Linked DNA regions of Homo sapiens: region 2 is linked to region 1. Evidence: chromatin contacts called from ENCODE Hi-C data. All regions are on one chromosome and are shown on one strand. The core of a region is the stretch at or near the end of the contact, and the rest is flanking DNA. Distances in the headings are between cores, read along the strand shown.

Evidence for each region. Hi-C counts contacts between places; a loop is a spot of excess contacts on that map. Pooled maps may share reads with other maps.
Region 2: a pooled map shows a loop between it and region 1 (1.8-fold over the local background). The contact joins the promoter of PLXNB1 here to the promoter of KIF9 in region 1. A Hi-C loop is called at or near these places in 1 of 50 pooled maps.

Annotation. Positions count from the first base shown.
Region 1 is chr3:47,280,459-47,284,825 of GRCh38, reverse strand. It overlaps KIF9 (kinesin family member 9), which reads left to right and starts at 2,027. Exons shown (of 21, transcript NM_182902.4): 1 at 2,027-2,331. It overlaps KLHL18 (kelch like family member 18), which reads right to left and starts at 1,882. Exons shown (of 10, transcript NM_025010.5): 1 at 1,732-1,882. The coding sequence starts at 1,860. RefSeq lists enhancers at 1,899-2,288, 1,504-2,703.
Region 2 is chr3:48,428,394-48,432,696 of GRCh38, reverse strand. PLXNB1 (plexin B1) reads left to right here and starts at 2,611. Exons shown (of 38, transcript NM_001130082.3): 1 at 2,611-2,689. CCDC51 (coiled-coil domain containing 51) reads left to right here. Exons shown (of 4, transcript NM_001256964.2): 4 at 1-524. The coding sequence ends at 289. RefSeq lists enhancers at 1-310, 1,664-2,657 and silencers at 2,898-3,497, 3,578-3,657.

The sequences.
Region 1 (4,367 bases), core at 778-3,277:
AATAAAAGCAAAAAAACCGAGGCTTACAGAGATTAAGTAACTTGCTCAAGGTTACAACTAGGATTTTAATCCAAATCCTTCTGCTTTCAAAGCCATACTCAACCATCCTACTCTACCATCTCCAGAGGTCTGACTCAACTATGTTGCAGAAGAAAAGTTTCCTTAACCATGTAGAAAATAAGAAGAGCAGGCTGGGCGCGGTGACTCACGCGTGTAATTCTAGCACTTTGGGAGGCCGAGACAGGCAGACTGCTGAAGCTCAGGAGTTCGAGACCAGCCTGAGCAACATGGTGAAACCCTGTCTCTACTAAAAATAGAAAAAATTAGCCAGGGGTAGTGGTGCGCGCCTGTAGTCCCAGCTGCTGGGGAGGCTGAGGCAGGAGAATCGCTTGAACCCAGGAGAGAGAGTTTCAGTGAGCCAAGATAGCGCCACTGCACTCCAGCCTGGGCAACAGAACGAGACTCCGTCTCAAAAAAAAAAAAAAAAAGAAAAAAGAAAAGAAGAGCAAAAGAATCTCTGCATAGTTTTATTTTTTCTTTTATTTATTTATTTGTGTGTGTGTGTGTGTGTGAGAGAGACAGAGAGAAATAGGAGAAATAGGATCTTGCTGTGTTGCCCAGGCTGGAGTGCAGTGGTGTGATTACAACTCACTGCAGGCTTGACCTCCTAGGCTCAAGCGATCCTCCCACCTCACCCTCCTGAGTAGCTGGGACTACGGGCACAGGCTACCATGCCCAGACAATTTTTTATTATTTGTAGAGACAGGGTCTCCCTACATAGCCCAGGCTGGTCTCCAATTCCCCCACTCAAGTGATCCTCTCGCCTCTCAAAGTGCTGGGATTACAGGTGTGAGCCACCATGCCTGCCCTGTTTGTTTTTTAAACAGGGATCACGCACAGATGCTGAGAGCTTTCCAGCTAAAGCCCAACAGGGAGCCCCACTGATCATCTCCCCAACCGGACGTCTCCACATGGTTCGGTGGCTTGGCCAGGCAGCAGCACAGCATGCCTCTTCCTCATGAAAAGACCCAGGCACAGGAGGGAGGCTGGCTCTAGCGACCAGAATGCTGGTGGGGAACAGGTGGTTAAGATATCTTTCCCTCTTAATATCAGTCAGCATCCCTCTCCCCACGCGGCCAGCAGGCCCAGCCCCGGGGACCTTTGTGGTGGTGAGTGGTGCCTTCCAGTATGGGGCAGGGTGGCTTCCCACCTCAAAAATTTTCCAGAGAAGATTTTAAAAGCTCTTAAGAGACAAAGTAGTAATTCAACAATTAAGGGCAATGATTCCTAAGGAGAAGCCTTCTCTTCTAGAACAGCACAGCCAAGTTCGACAGGCACAAAGAAATATCTGTAGTGACAAGAGAAGGTTCTTCAGTGGTGCCCATCAGCATGTGGAGCCGGCCACCGCCCCTGCCTCCATAGAAGGTAAGTCCATTTTCTCTTGTCTGCATGACAGAAAAAGGAGGCTGTCACCCGTGTCTCCCACTCCAAGGGCCTAAGCGGCGCACCTCTCAACCTTTCCTTTCAAGGGCTGAAAGGTTGTCCTCTTCCTCTCCCCACTCGGCCCCGATCCCCTTTTGCTCGGCACCTCTCTCCCCACTACTCGGCCCCCCTCACACCTCTTCTCCCCACCCCTCTCCCTGCTAGACCTCTCTTTCTCTGTCCCCCGCCCCTTTTTACTCCCCGCTCGACCCCTTTTCCCTCAGCCCGCTGCCGCCCAGTCCGCGGTACCTTGAGGGTCACGTCGCACAGCTTGCCCTGCCGCCGGATCTCCTCCATGACGCCGTAGCCGCGACTAGGCAACTCAGACACGGAGAAGTGCACCAGATCCTCCAGCTCCTCCGCGCCGTCCTCCACCATCTTCCCCGGCCGCTGCAACTGCGCAGGCCTCGCCGGCCGGCTAGACACTAACCAGGGCGGGGCGATAGCGCACGCCGACAGCCGCTCGGAGCGCGGAGCAGCAATCGGACGGGCCTCCGCGGCCGCCGTAGTTGAATCTCCTCGGCGCCGGAAGCCCCGCCACTCCGCTTCCTGGTTCATGTGCGGCCTTCGTTCCCTCGCTATCTCGACCTTGACTTCGCATGTGCATCCGCCGAAGTCTTTCTAGATCAATCGGCCCCATCTCTCGTCTTCCCGATTCGGCCATGACCTCACCCGTATCCTCGACGTAGGACCTCGGACTTCATTTCCGCCACCCCGACACTTCCGGAATCCCCGGAAGCGACCCGTTGCCATGGCGACTATGTACACAGCCAGGCAGCCCCGCGTGGGGAGTGCAGGTGGTTTCGGTTGCGGCAGTCGCGTCCCGGGAGCGTCGCTGCCTGGTGAACGGTGAGCAGGGGCTGCTCGCCGGTGGGAGTGGGGAGACGGGAAAAGGGTGTGCGCCCGGACTGCTGAAAGTGGCTGGGGTCCAAAAACCGCTTTATCTGGGGGTTCCCAGCTGGGTCGCTCATCTCTGAAACCCAGGCGAAGGAGGGCTCGACGTCGCGGGAGTCCTTTCAACCTGACCGCGGCTTACGGTCTTCGGAGCTAATGTTCATTGGTCCCACAAAGGGGTCCCACGTCGCGTCCAGGACATAGAGGCCGTGAGGCAGGGAGCCAGAGGTCGTCTGGACTCTTCCGTACTAGTCAGTTTTCGAACTAGAGGGGGCTTTGGGATCACCAGTCGGAGCCCTTCGTGTTACAGGTGAGGAAACCTCTCCAGAGAGGGACCGGAATGGGTCCAAAGCCCACTGCCGCCCAGGCTCCACGCGGGGGTCCGGCACATTGGGTGAGAAAAAGGAGAAAGTCTAGTTTTGCCTGCATCCTAGTCTTGTTCAGCCAAGGCCAGGTGCAGTTGGACCCAGTGTTTTGGATTCGGGTGTTGGTGCTGCCGCTACGGGTAGCTATGAGGGTTCCCCATGACAGCCCCTCATCTGGACGGGAGCACTGGAAGATAGGGACCCACCTGGTGCCTTCCACCCCACCAAACGCTCCCTTTCCTCTTGTCTAGTCTTCATGGCTGCTTGTTGCCAATTCTGTTCATTCCCACTAAAGACAAATGAGGAAACCTCGAGCGCCTTAACACAGAAGTCTCCTGGTGGCCATTCAGAGACTTGCTTTGTTATACCAGAAATATCAAAGGGTGGTTCCCCAAGGAGAGACATTCCCCACAAGGTCCTGAGGGAGAAAGGGAGGGGGCCGGGCGCCGTGGCTCACGCCTGTAATCCTAGCACTTTGGGAGGCTGAGGTGAGCGGATTGCTTGAGCTCAGGAGTTCAAGACCAGCCTGGGCAACATGGCGAAACCCTGTCTCTACGAAAAATACAAAAATTACCCGGGCGTGGTGGTGCACGCCTGTAGTCCTAGCTACTTGCGGGGCTGAGGTGGGAGGATCGCTTGAACCCAGGATGTGGAGGCTACGGTGAACCGAGATTGTTTCACTGCACTCCAGCCTAGGTGACAGAGTGAGACCCTGTCACAAAAACAAATAAACAAAAAACAAAAACAAAAACAAAAAAAGCGTGTGGTGAGGTGCTGGATGTGGATTTTTGCACCTGGAAACCAAGTGTCCTCCTGGAAGGGCTGTGGGCTTTGGTTGGAGTTGTCATGGAAGGGGAGTGACATCATATGCCCCTTGGGACTCTCTCAGTAGTGACTGAAGATAGACCCACATATGAAGATTCAGCTGCCCTCTGACTTCCAGCCATTACCATCACCAACCACCGCCATTTCCTGAATACCTACTCTGTGCTGGGCTCTGCCCTGGACATTGTGAGGGGATTCAAAAGAGATAAAAAGCACAATCCTTGCCTTCAAGCAGCTTGTAATTTAATTTTGGGAACTGAAACCCACTCAAATGAAGCGACGTAAGAATGGTAACAAGCAGTATTTCAGTAAGTGCAAGATGGCATGGGGTCCCTAAATGTTTGGGTGTTAAAGGGCTGCTGAGTAGCAGGCTCACAAGACGGGTGTGCAAAGGAAGACTTTATTGCAGGTGGATATGGCTCCTGGCCTGCTTGGAGCCATGGTGTCAGCATGGGAGGGCCTTGGGAAGCATACATGGGGTGACTGCGTGTGCATGTGCATGTTGGCAAATAGCAGGGCAGAGAAGGGCCAGGCTCTGGAGGGAGAGTGATGCTTTTGCTTATTTGTTTTGTTTTGTTGAGACAGTCTCACGCTGTTGTCCAGGCTGGAGAGCAGTGGTGTGCCATCACTGCTCAAGTGATCCTCCTGCCTCAGCCTCCTGGGAAATTGGGACCACACGCGTGCACCACCACACTTGGCAAATTTTTAAAATTTTTTGTAGAGACAAGGTCTTGCTGTGTTACCCAAGCTGGTTCCTAATTCCTGGCCTCAAGCGATCCTCCCACATTGGCCTCCCAAAGG
Region 2 (4,303 bases), core at 1,362-3,861, 1.1 Mb before region 1:
TCTAGAAGGCTTACGAGAGCAGCTTGATGGCCTAGAAAAGACTTGTAGCCAAATGGCTGGGGTGGTTCAGCTTGTAAAGTCTGCAGCACACCCAGGCCTGGTGGAACCAGCAGACGGGGCTATGCCCAGCTTCTTGCTGGAGCAGGGGAGCATGATCTTGGCACTGTCAGACACGGAGCAGAGACTAGAAGCCCAAGTCAACAGGAACACCATCTATAGCACCCTGGTCACCTGTGTGACATTTGTGGCCACACTGCCTGTGCTCTACATGCTATTCAAAGCCAGCTAACCCCTGGCCCCTCCTCCAGAGGGTCTGAGGCAATAGCTGTGAATGTGGATTTAAGTAGAGAATCGTAGCAATGAAGCGAGCCTTTGGGGGCATGTACAACCTCAATCTGAAGGAGCAGTATCTGTGTGGCTCACCAGCAGGCATGCTTCGCTTTGTAGACAAGGTTCATTTACATTAATTATCAAAACTTTGTGCTAATGTCCAATTAAAATATCCTGAGTTTTATTATTTAAAACAATCAGACTGAGTTTTTTTCATTAAGAATCAAGATCCAAGACTTGAAGGTTGGGCCTGGAGTTGGGGTAGTCACCCCCTTTAGTTCCTCTCTCATCTCCTCTCTGTCCTCTTTTCTGAACTGTTATGGATGCACTCCTGAGGCCTAGATTTTCATTTTGGATTTCCTCCAGTTACCTGACTGTCCGGTGTCAGATGGCCTGGGAGTTCCAGTGAGTGGAACCTAGCCTGCTGCCTACTCATTTCGTGACCATGGTTGCTTCCCATCTCCTGGATCACTTTCTCTACCATGTGGGGGAGAACTTCCTGGTTCTAGTACTGGAGGAGTGATCAGAGGAGAGCAGGGAAGGGAGATTGGGAGAATGGTTGATAAATGTTGCTGGGGACATAAGTATAGGGATTGGTGGCCAGTCTGGATCCCTGGTACAGAGATTGCTTTGGGCAGCAGTGGTGTGCCACGGGGGCTGGGTGCACACCCCCACACAGCCCGGGGATATCTTCCACAGGCATAGGCAGAGCTCAGGACACCGGGAGTGTGCATGGAGAGGCAGTGATAGGGAGGGGGGGGTCTCCCACAGGTGGGAGGTGCAGTGGGGCATATGTATGATCTCTTTTCAGAGGGGAACAGTGACCCTTGACCTTGACTAAATGGCCATGGGTGGCCTTGTGTGCCCTGAGTAAACAGGAGCTTTGGGCTGGTATTCAGTCCTGGTGTTGGAGTATTGGAAGTCAGGCACATTCCAGAGAACCCACTCCCCTTTGAGAGCGCAGGGTAGCTATATGCAGGGGGGCCGCAGGTGGGGACTCGTTCACTGGTGCCTGTGCAGAGCTCTCAGAGCCTGTGGAGTCAGGAGTGTTTCCCATAAGGCATACTTTCTTCTTGGAGCCTGTGTTCAGTCTTGGGCAGTGAGCATGGCCCAAATGCCCCCCACCCCAGGTTCTCAGCACCTGGTCCCTCAGTCAATCTATCCTTGGCGAGTAATGGCTCCCCAGAATGGCATGGGATGGAAAGACCCCTGTGCTTAGAGTGTTCACATTCCTTGTAGGGCAGGAGGTAGCGTATCTGTGTACAGATGAAAGGGGTTGTGGGGTTTGGAAGTCCCAGTTTCCTCTGGGGTGAGATAGGTCCTGAAGTGTGTGCTTGGATGAATGGATTTGGGGAGGGAGGGATTCTGTGCATGTGGAGGGGGCTGCTACAAGCTACATAGGCAGGAAAGCCAAAGTGGGTGAGGGACTGGGGCAGACTGTCCTGGCTGGGGTGGTGATGGGTGTGGGGGAGTTGTGCAGAATGATGTCACAGGCCCGGGGTGCCAGGTTGGCAGTCTGAGGTCAGAGGCTAAGGGTGAGGGATCCAGGGAGGGATTGCTATGCTGGTGCAGACAAGGTGCTAAGCACCTGGACTCAGGTGCTGGAAGTGGGAGTGGAGGAAAAGGGGTGACCTGACAGGAGACCCTTGATAGCTGGTGGGAGGTGGGAAGAGGGTGTCTCTAGCTCTAGGGCAGTAGCCAGTGTGGATGACCTGAACCTCCTGATTGAGGCTCCCCTAGCCTGTGGAGGCCTTGGAGGCTTTCAGATGATGCCTGTGACGTTTTTGCCTCCCAGGAAGCTGTGCCAATGGCTTTGAGCCAAAGTCCTCCAAAAGTCCTAATAGGATGGGCCAGGTTCTGGTCCTGAGTTAGCCGTGGGCATGCCAGGGTGTGAAGGGCCCTGCACAGGGTACAAATGGTCCCCAGGAGAGAACCTTTCTGCCAGCGTTTCCTCCCGCAGAAGGCCCAGGTGTTTGCCAGTGAGGGAGCCCAGACTTGCCCAACGCTTCTCAGCTTGGGGTGGGTCCAGGTCTGGGTCCTGGGCTGGGAAGAAAGGAAGGAAGTGAGCCCTTGCTTGTGCGCCTCTGCAGCCCAGGTTCCCTGCCTTCACAGCCCCGCTAGAGGTGGGATCACCCCCACTTACTGGTGAGCAAATAGGCTGGGGGGGGTTGGTGTCAGGTTACATGGTTTAGTTGATGGCGCAAGCCCAGGTCCAAAGCCCATGCTCTTCTCAAACAGCCAGAGGTGGGGGCCGGAAGGAGGGATTGGCTGTTGGGGAGTAGTGGGAGCAGGGGCGGTGAGCAGGGGCGGTGGGCAGGGCCAGGTGCGCAGGGGAGAAACAAGGCGCCTTGGAGTTCAGGTAAAGAAAGTTGGGGAGGATGACCACCGGAGCCGGGTAAGGAAGGGAAAGGGAGCTCCGGGCGCGGGGCGAGGCCGGGCGCTGGCAGAAGAACGGGTCGGGCTGGTGAGGGACTCGGGTGCTACCCGGCTCTGGACGGGCGGGAAGAGGCCGGGACGCTGTTCCACCAGCACCTGCGGGTGCGGAGCGCGACCCCCCGCCTCGGCTCCTGGCAACCAGGAAAGTTCCCAGTTCCGGTTCCAAGGAGGCGAGCAGGTGAGGCCGACGGGGCGGGGCGGCTCTGGCTCCCGGGGTTCACTCCTCACCCCTCCGGGCGACCCGCGTTGCCATGGCGACCGCCGCGGTGCAGCCCGCCCCCGCCCTCCCCCGTGCGGGAGGGGTCGGGTCCCCAGCCCTCGGCCGATGCGGAGCCCGCGGGGCTGGAATGCGGGGTCCCGGGCGGTTCGGGGCCGCGCGCCCGGCTCTCCGGGCTGCTTCCGGCCTGGCCCGGGCGGCGGGCGGGGGGAGGGCAGCCCGGCAGGCGAGGGGGAAGGAGCGGAGACGAGCCCGGCCGACGCGGCTTTGTCTCCTTTGTTCCCGGCGGTGGCAGCGCCGCGCGGGAGGGGCGGGCAGCGGGCGCAGTTTTCCGCCCCTCGGTCTCCGGGTAACAGCTGCGGCTCCGCCAGACCCGGGGAGAGGCCGCTGCGCGCGGAGCCCGAGCCCGGAGCGGCCGACGCCCGCCTCGGCGCGCACATCCCGCGGGGCCCGGCCGGGTGGTGAGTGCGGGGCTCGGGGCCAGGGCGGCGAGGAACGGGGCTCCCGAGGTGGAACGGGCCGGGGCCCCGATCCCGCCGGGCAGGGGCGGCCTGGGTGAGTGGTGGGCGGCTTTGGTTTTGAGAGTTGGGACCACACTTCTCCGCGCGAAGGGAAACTCTGGCGACTCCGCCTGGAACGCGATTGGGAGACTGAGGAGGTGGAGCTGCTCCTCCGCGCCCCCTCCTCGCCGTCGCCGCCGGGGACCGGCCGGCCCCTTCCCCGCCCTCCCAGGGCCAGTGATGGGGTCCTCGCCTCGGGGTCTGGGGGTTGGGGAGGGTCAAGGACGAGCCGAGTGGGGAGGTCGGGGCTTCCCCTCAGTAGTAACAGCCCTTTCTGGCTGCTCCCGGTGGGACTGACAAAGGCGGACCTCGAGCCTCCTGACCCCCGGGCGGGTGGGGGGGACCCTCCTCTCCACACACAGACATATTAAGTGGGTGATCGATGAGCGCCTTGGGTCATCGCAGGTGCCTGGTAAATGGTGGATCTCCCCACCCCTCCTCAACACACAGAAAACAGGGCGGGCAGCGGGCACCACTGCACTGTCAATGAATAACTCACCTCTGTAGTGAACCCTGGGAGCTGAGCAGGAGGGTGAAACGGGAAGGCCGGTTTCCCACTAACTGGCAGGCAAGGCAAATGTGGGCTGTCCTATGGCCCCTCTGCAGGTGCGGAATGGCGGGGTTTGTGAGCCCCTTTTGTTGTCGAGGACAGCTCCACGGGGGTCCGGGAGGTGCTTGCTCTACAGACAGAAGTTGGGCAGTCTTGCGCCCCCTGAAAAGGTTCAGAGTAGGGTGGCCCCAGAAGAGACTCCAGGGCATG